2 separate regions of the Homo sapiens genome follow, and region 2 is linked to region 1. Evidence: chromatin contacts called from ENCODE Hi-C data. All regions are on one chromosome and are shown on one strand. The core of a region is the stretch at or near the end of the contact, and the rest is flanking DNA. Distances in the headings are between cores, read along the strand shown. Region 1 holds the start of ISCU (iron-sulfur cluster assembly enzyme). Region 2 overlaps HVCN1 (hydrogen voltage gated channel 1).

What was found. Hi-C counts contacts between places; a loop is a spot of excess contacts on that map. Pooled maps may share reads with other maps.
Region 2: a loop to region 1 is called in a pooled map, with 7 times the contacts of the local background. The contact joins the enhancer-like site here to the promoter of ISCU in region 1. A Hi-C loop is called at or near these places in 2 of 37 single-sample maps with no recorded cell type and 3 of 50 pooled maps.

The regions. Positions count from the first base shown.
Region 1 is chr12:108,560,744-108,564,081 of GRCh38, reverse strand. It overlaps ISCU (iron-sulfur cluster assembly enzyme), which reads right to left and starts at 1,486. Exons shown (of 5, transcript NM_213595.4): 1 at 1,346-1,486. The coding sequence starts at 1,459. SART3 (spliceosome associated factor 3, U4/U6 recycling protein) reads left to right here and starts at 2,909. Exons shown (of 19, transcript NM_014706.4): 1 at 2,909-3,239. The coding sequence starts at 2,928. RefSeq lists silencers at 257-306, 1,267-1,386 and enhancers at 997-1,066, 1,597-1,676, 1,747-1,806, 2,661-2,760, 2,771-2,830.
Region 2 is chr12:110,667,732-110,671,197 of GRCh38, reverse strand. The region is part of intron 3 of HVCN1 (hydrogen voltage gated channel 1); the gene reads left to right. LOC124903017 (a long non-coding RNA gene) reads right to left here. Exons shown (of 2, transcript XR_007063460.1): 2 at 1-1,077. Among named protein-coding and RNA genes, the nearest start is that of HVCN1, 20 kb to the left of the region's middle. RefSeq lists enhancers at 887-1,026, 2,077-2,176. Within about 2 kb of position 1,962, at least 5 of the 41 ENCODE cell types and tissues checked have a DNase peak (open chromatin) inside an H3K27ac peak, as active enhancers do.

The DNA.
Region 1 (3,338 bases), core at 237-2,736:
ATACTTCACAGATTTGAGATACCTAGAAGAAAAAAAAATCAGTGAAATCATGTCTTAGTTCCATAGGATTTTTACAAAAATACTTGACTTTCACCCACCTACATCACCAGACTTGGGCTCAAACAGCAGTTTTGTTATTTTCAAATAAAATCCATCCTCAAAGGATGATTACTATTTAAAAATTCTAAAAATAACCATGGCCCAGGGAGGGAAAGCTTTCTTAGAAGCCTTAAGGTGACTGTTACACAGGGAACAATGCTATGGAATGTGTACGTTTATGTGTCTTTTAAAATAAAAACAGTGCCATTACCGTATTTCACAGCCTGTCATCACCCTGGTGCAGCAGCGCACCCTGGCTGCTGAAAGGCTGCTAGTCCAAGTTTCTTCAGGGTGTACCCTCAACAAAACACACCCCCGGGAGGGGGAGGAGTGAAGAAGCCCTTGGAGAAAGGGCAGAAGCCAGATCACAATAAACATCCATTCGAACTGGCACACAGAAGGCCTTAATAACCTTGAGGTTTGGTTACTGGTTAGTAGTAAGCACGCCGATCTTCCAGTCCCCTTTTCCCCCCATCTGACTAAGGATTTTGACTCCAAGTAAAAGGGACCTCAGGATAGTATCTAATGTAGGGGCCTTTTGTGCCACGTTGATTTATGGCATTCTTTAGTTGTTTCTCGAGTGGGAGTCTCACGTCTGGGGGACTTTGTGCCACCAGACAGCAAGGGGCTGCAGACTATGAATCTATCCCTCCTTCCCCGCCAAAAAACCCCCCAAACAAAACAAAAACATTACGCATGTTGGTTACAAGCCTGACTCCCCTATGCACTCCTAAAGCAGTAACAGAAACGGTCTCCTCGTGCTGGGGCCTATGTGCCAGGAACCATGCCAGGACTCCACGCACAGTATCCTTTGTAAGGGACAGCTGAGAGCCCCCCATTTACACCTGGGGAAACAGGTTCAGAGAGGCGCAGTGACTAGCCCAAGGTCATCTGGCCAGGGCAGCGGAGTGGCTGAAGCCGGAGCCCGCTCCGGGGGTGTGTCTGTCCCTGGACTCAGAAAGACAAGTCCCAACAGGACCCTGCCTCCTGGGCTGTTGGCGAATTTAAAATTGGGACGCACGAAGTCGCGGCCAGCGGCGGGGCCCCCTGGAAGTCGCCGCCCGATGAGCGGTAACTGTTGTTTATCAGTTGCAGTGAGCCTCACTGCGCAGCAAGGGAAAGCGAGTCAGGGCAAAGACGTGGGAGGGGACAGCTCCCAGTCCTAGCTGCGCAGAACCCCGCGGCCGCCCCTCCAGCCCAGGCCTCCGCTGAGTCGGCATTCCGCGCGTCCCTCTTTTGTCCCTACCTTCTTGTGATAGAGTCGGGCCGGGGCCGACAGCTCCCGGGCGGGCAGGCGGGGGCTCCGCAGCAGCAGAGCCGATGCCGCCCGCCTCAGACGGAAAGCCCCAGCCGCCGCCATCTTGCCGGCTTGCGCCTGCGCCAGTCCAGAGCGACGCCGAGGGGCGGGGCGCGTCTGCGAGTCGGCTCCGAGCTGGGAGCGCGCCTCTCTGACGTCACCGAAGCTTTGCGCCTGCGCTTTACCGCTCCGTGCACGCGTCCGCCTTCTGGCCCCGCCTTGACCACGCCTCTCGGGGGCGGGCGGGGTCGGGAGCGGGAAGGTCTGAAGTCGCTGGAGGGCTTGTCCTGGGTGCTGGATTCTGGTTGAGACAGGACCTCAGGGCTTCTGCAGTGTGGGGCTCAAGTTCGCTTTCACAAATCCCGCTGCGGGAATGCGGCGCAGAGGAGCACCGAGTCCACTTTTCCTAACCCTATTTTGCAGCTAAGGAAGCCGAGATTCAGGGCAGTTTAGTAAGTCCGTCCAAGGTCGCTAAGGACTTATGTTCAATTAGAATTCGAACTTGGGTAATCCTGGGTTAGAATCCTGGTTCGGTTCCTTCCTGGCTGTGTGTCCCTAGACGAATGGTACCGGCTCGCTGAGTCTGAATCTTCCCTTTTGTATTAATTCGAGGACAATTGCTTCATCATGAAGCCAGCATCTGTGTCGAGTACCTACTATGTGTCAAGGCGCTCTACTAGACCCGGGGATCCAACGGAAAGCAAAACAGACATAATTCCTGCCCATTAAGCCTGCTAATGAGGGAGCAAGGTAGAGATAGAGACACACACCAATACTTTCCTACCTCAAAAATGGGAAGCTTAAGAAGGAAACGAATACCATGTCCTGATTGAAAAAAAATGAATATGTCTATTTTTCTCTCTAAAACAACAGCAAACTCAATTTATATGTCAGTGCCTAGCAATTAAGAATTTCTAAAGAAATGCGTATTAATGTAATTTACTGTTGGTTTGCAGTATGTGATCTTATAAAACCGGAAAACTCACGTGTATTTAACGTCTACTAGGTACCAGACGTTTACATAAAGGGGAGGAATCTGGGAAATGGATTTTTCTCTTGAATGGTGAAATCGATCCTTCCCCGAGGACCTGCAGTTTTCTTTGCGTTTGAGGCGCAGTTGCTGGGGAGAGTAAACCCAAGCGCCAGGTCACACTAGGCGATAAGTAAGGCATTTAATCGAAGAATCACTTTGACCTTCTCAAGATGGCGCCAAATTCTTCACTACAGACATCACTCTCGCTCCATGACTTCCTCTATGGCTTCCACTTCCTGCCCAAAGACCCAACTTCTGTCCGAAGTTGTGACGGAACGCATGCCATTATAATGAGTTTTTATATCTGGTGGGAGCTTTTACAGGGTATAAAATAATGTGAATTTAGTGTATGTGGAGATTTTCCTGTTATCTAAGTTCCCAGTTTCTCTTTCAATGGCAAGAAAACGGGTTTTTGATAAGGCGCGCGCCGCGGGCAGCTTCTGCCTCAGCGGGTCTTCGGCGGCCGCGGGAAGACCCGAGAGTCATTAGAAGCGCAAGATGGCGACTGCGGCCGAAACCTCGGCTTCAGAACCCGAGGCTGAGTCCAAGGCTGGGCCCAAGGCTGACGGAGAGGAGGATGAGGTTAAGGCGGCTAGGACAAGGAGGAAGGTGTTATCGCGGGCTGTGGCCGCTGCGACATACAAGACCATGGGGCCAGCGTGGGATCAGCAGGAGGAAGGCGTGAGCGAGAGCGATGGGGATGAGTACGCCATGGCTTCCTCCGCGGAGAGCTCCCCCGGGGAGTACGAGTGGGAATATGACGAAGAGGAGGAGAAAAACCAGCTGGAGATTGAGAGACTGGAGGAGCAGGTGGGCCCGGGGGTGGGCAGCGGGCATCTTCCAGTCTTTCAGGTCCTCGGGTCCCCATGTCCTGGCCCGCCTCCCTAGTCCTCGGCGGCGATAAAGCCG
Region 2 (3,466 bases), core at 713-3,212, 2.1 Mb before region 1:
CCACCACCACGCCCGGCTAATTTTTGTATTTTTAGTAGAGACAGGTTTTCAATGTGTTGGGCAGGCTGGTCTTGAACTCCTGACCTCAGGCGATCTGTCCACCCTGGCCTCTCAAAGTGCTGGGATTACAGGCATGAGCCACTGCACCTGGTCAATTTTTATATTTTTAGTAGAGACGGGGTTTTGCCATGTTGGCCATGCTAGTCTTGAACTCTTGACCTCAAGTGATCCACCCACCTCAGCCTCCCAAAGTGCTGGGATTACAGGCGTGAGCTACCGCGCCTGGCCCCTTTTCTCTTTTTGTAAGGACACCAATCACCAGATTTAGGGCCCACCCTAAATCCAGTATGATTTCATCTTATCATCTTTAGTTACATCTGCAAAGACCTACATTCCAAATAAGGTCACATTCTAAGGGTCCAGGGGGACAGGAATTGTTAGGGGGGTGTGCACAATTCCACCTACTCCACCCTCTGAGCAGGTGGCTCTCCGGTCACTGGCTGCCTGGCTTTCTGTCAGCTGTGTTTTCTAGAACATAGTCTCCAAGTCATGGAGCCCAGGGGCAGATCCTGCTTTTCCAGTTCCCCACAGTGTGTGACCTTGGACAAGGCCCCCCCTCACCAGGACCCTAAAGGATGGCCTCAACCTCAGGGTTGTTAGGAATTGAAATGAAATAGTGCATGGAAGGAAGTTAGCAGCATGCTGAGATGATATGAGGTGTGATAAAATAAGCAACCATAGTAATACACGTTGCTGCCATTGTGTCTTAGAGTTTTGGGGTGAGGGTGGTTAATATGCAAATCAAGTCCCCCAAAATAGCTCTGGGAGGGAACAGGGAAATGCAAACTGAAGGGACATCAGGCCATGGGAGTTGGGAGTTGGCTGACTTTCTTAAAAAGTACCTTTTTCTCCGATTGTCAGATAACAATGAACTAGGGACTTTCCCCCTCCCACAGATGGCGGCTTCTGAGCCTGTAAAAATAGGCATCCACAAAATGCTTTTCTCTCCTTCGCTTCTAGGTCTGTCTTTTTCACTTTCCCCTTCTCTCCCAGATGGTAGTTTTTCTGGTCTAATACCTGTAAAAGAGGTCAGCAATATGTTTACCTTGAAGGAGTAGTGCCTAAGATTTTGTTAATCCATTCATTTATTAACCATTTCTTTTTTCTTTTTTTTGAGATGGAGTCTCGCTCTGTCACCCAGGCTGGAGTGCAGGGGCGCAATCTTGGCTCACTGCAGCCTCAGCCTCCCAGGTAGCTGGGATTACAGGCATGTGCCACCATGCCTGGCTAATTTTTGTATTTTTAGTAGAGATGGGGTTTCACCCTGTTGGTCAGGCTGGTCTCGAGCTCCTGACATCAGGTGATCTGCCCGTCTCGGCCTCCCAAAGTGCTAGGATTACAGGCTTGAGCCACCGCGCCCGGCCTCTTAACCACTTCTTGAGCCTCTCCCTGTGACTGAGGAAGAGTCTCTGCCCTCCCAGCGTTCACAGCCCAATGTGGTGGGGACAGTGTCTCAGTGGTTGTTAAGACAGTGTGACGTACACCCCAACTGGGGTGAGGGAGAATTAAAGAAGGCCTCCCAGGGAAGGTAAAATCTAGGTGTAAGACCTGGAAGATAGATGGGATGGGGACAGGCCATGCGGAGTCCTGGAAGCAAGAGAGCGTGGTCCGCTCTAGAACTGCAAGTTCCATGTGGCTGGAGGCTGGCAGAGGCAGGGTGCTAGGAAGGAATAAGGCTGGCAGGGAGACCAGGGCCTGGGGAAGCCAAGAGAGCTGGGACTCGATCCTGAAGGCAGTTGTGGGCATGGAGGTCGCTGCACAGCAGGGACACAGTCAGGTTGGCATTGGAGAAGGAGGACCCTGGCTGCAGGCAGGTGGAGGGAGGGTCAGGGCAGGTTCTGGTGAGGGAGAGGGGACGATGGAGTGCCAGCCAGGTTCAGGAAGTGAAACCGATGGGGTGTGAGGGAGAAGGAGGAGCCAAGGACGATTTTCTGTTCTTGGCCTGGGCAGCCAGGTAAGTGACAGCGTGCCCTAGGGGATGTGGAAGGAGGAGTGGACTGGGAGAGAAAGGTAAGAAATCAGGTCAGTTGGGTCACAGCAAACCAATGACCCAGCAGGATCTTGAACATCAGACTGGAGTCTTTGATTTGAACGTGAACGGCACCGAGAACACAGCTGTGCTAAGGCCCCCAAAGAGAGAGTCACCGGCCCAAGGACAGGGTCAAGGCTGAGGTCTCCAGGACTCCTGGTATGGGGCAGGGACATGGTACAGGAAGCTGAGGAGGGTGGCCAGAGATAGCAGGAGAAGCAGGGGGCGAGATTGCCAAGCACAGCAGATTCAACAGCGTCAAAGAGTGTGGGACCGTCAGGCAGGTTGGAGCCACGGTCACAGGTTTTGATATGGAAAGGTGACCGCAGAGGAGCATCAGGGTACAGTGGGGACAGCAAGGATTCTTGCATGGGAGATGGAGCTGTGGGGGTGTCCCGCATCAGCAACTCCACCTGTAGACTTTTGGGGTTATAAGTGACAGAAACACAGCTCAGTGTCACTTAAGCCACAAAGCGGCTGTATCAGCTCATGTAACTTAACAGCCTGAGGGATGCAGAGGCAGGCAGTGGGCAGAGAAATGAAATATCCAAGGATGGTGATGAAGCTGGAGGAGAAGAGTTTTGGGGTTTTTTGTTTTGTTTTCTTGAGACAGTCTCACTCTGTCACCCAGGCTGGAGTGCAGTGGCATGATCTTGGCTCACTGCAACCTCTGCCTCCTAGGTTCAAGCAATTTTCATGCCTCAGCCTCCCAAGTAGCTGGGATTACAAGTGCCCACCACCACGCCTGGCTATTTTTTTGTTTGTTTTTAATAGAGATGGGGTTTCGCCATGTTGGTCAGGCTGGTCTCAAACTCTTGACCTGAAGTGATCTGCCCATCTTGGCCTCCCAAAGTGCTGGGATTGCAGATGTGAGTCACCATGCCCAGGTGAGTTTTTGTTGTTAAGGGATGATCATAGCTGGCACTTCCAGAGCTGGGGGCTGCTCTGAGCCAGGCACCGAGGCAGGTGCTCTGTACGCCACACTACTAAAATTACAAAAATTAGCCGGGCGTGGTGGCAGGATCAGTCTGTCCATGAATGCTAGGAGTCTGGAGTGCATGGTGAAGCTGCTGAGGCCCACCACATTCTCTTGATCAACCCTATCTTTGCCCTTTTCTGGAGCTTTTCTGCTTCTGGCATGACAGACTTTTGACTGAAAACCAGAAATGTTTTCTGCTCTGCTGAGTGCCCTAGATATTTTCATCCCAAATTACTAAAAGTTGCTTCTTCACCAGTTGCAAGGTTTCAGAAAGAAAAATTTCCTCTTCTGTAAAATATAAATGCGGTTTTTGCAAAGTACCTTGAGGTTCCCACACTACTGAGAAATAGGACAGGCTGCTCTTGTCTGCCAGGTAAGGTGTTTCCAAAGGAAAGTAT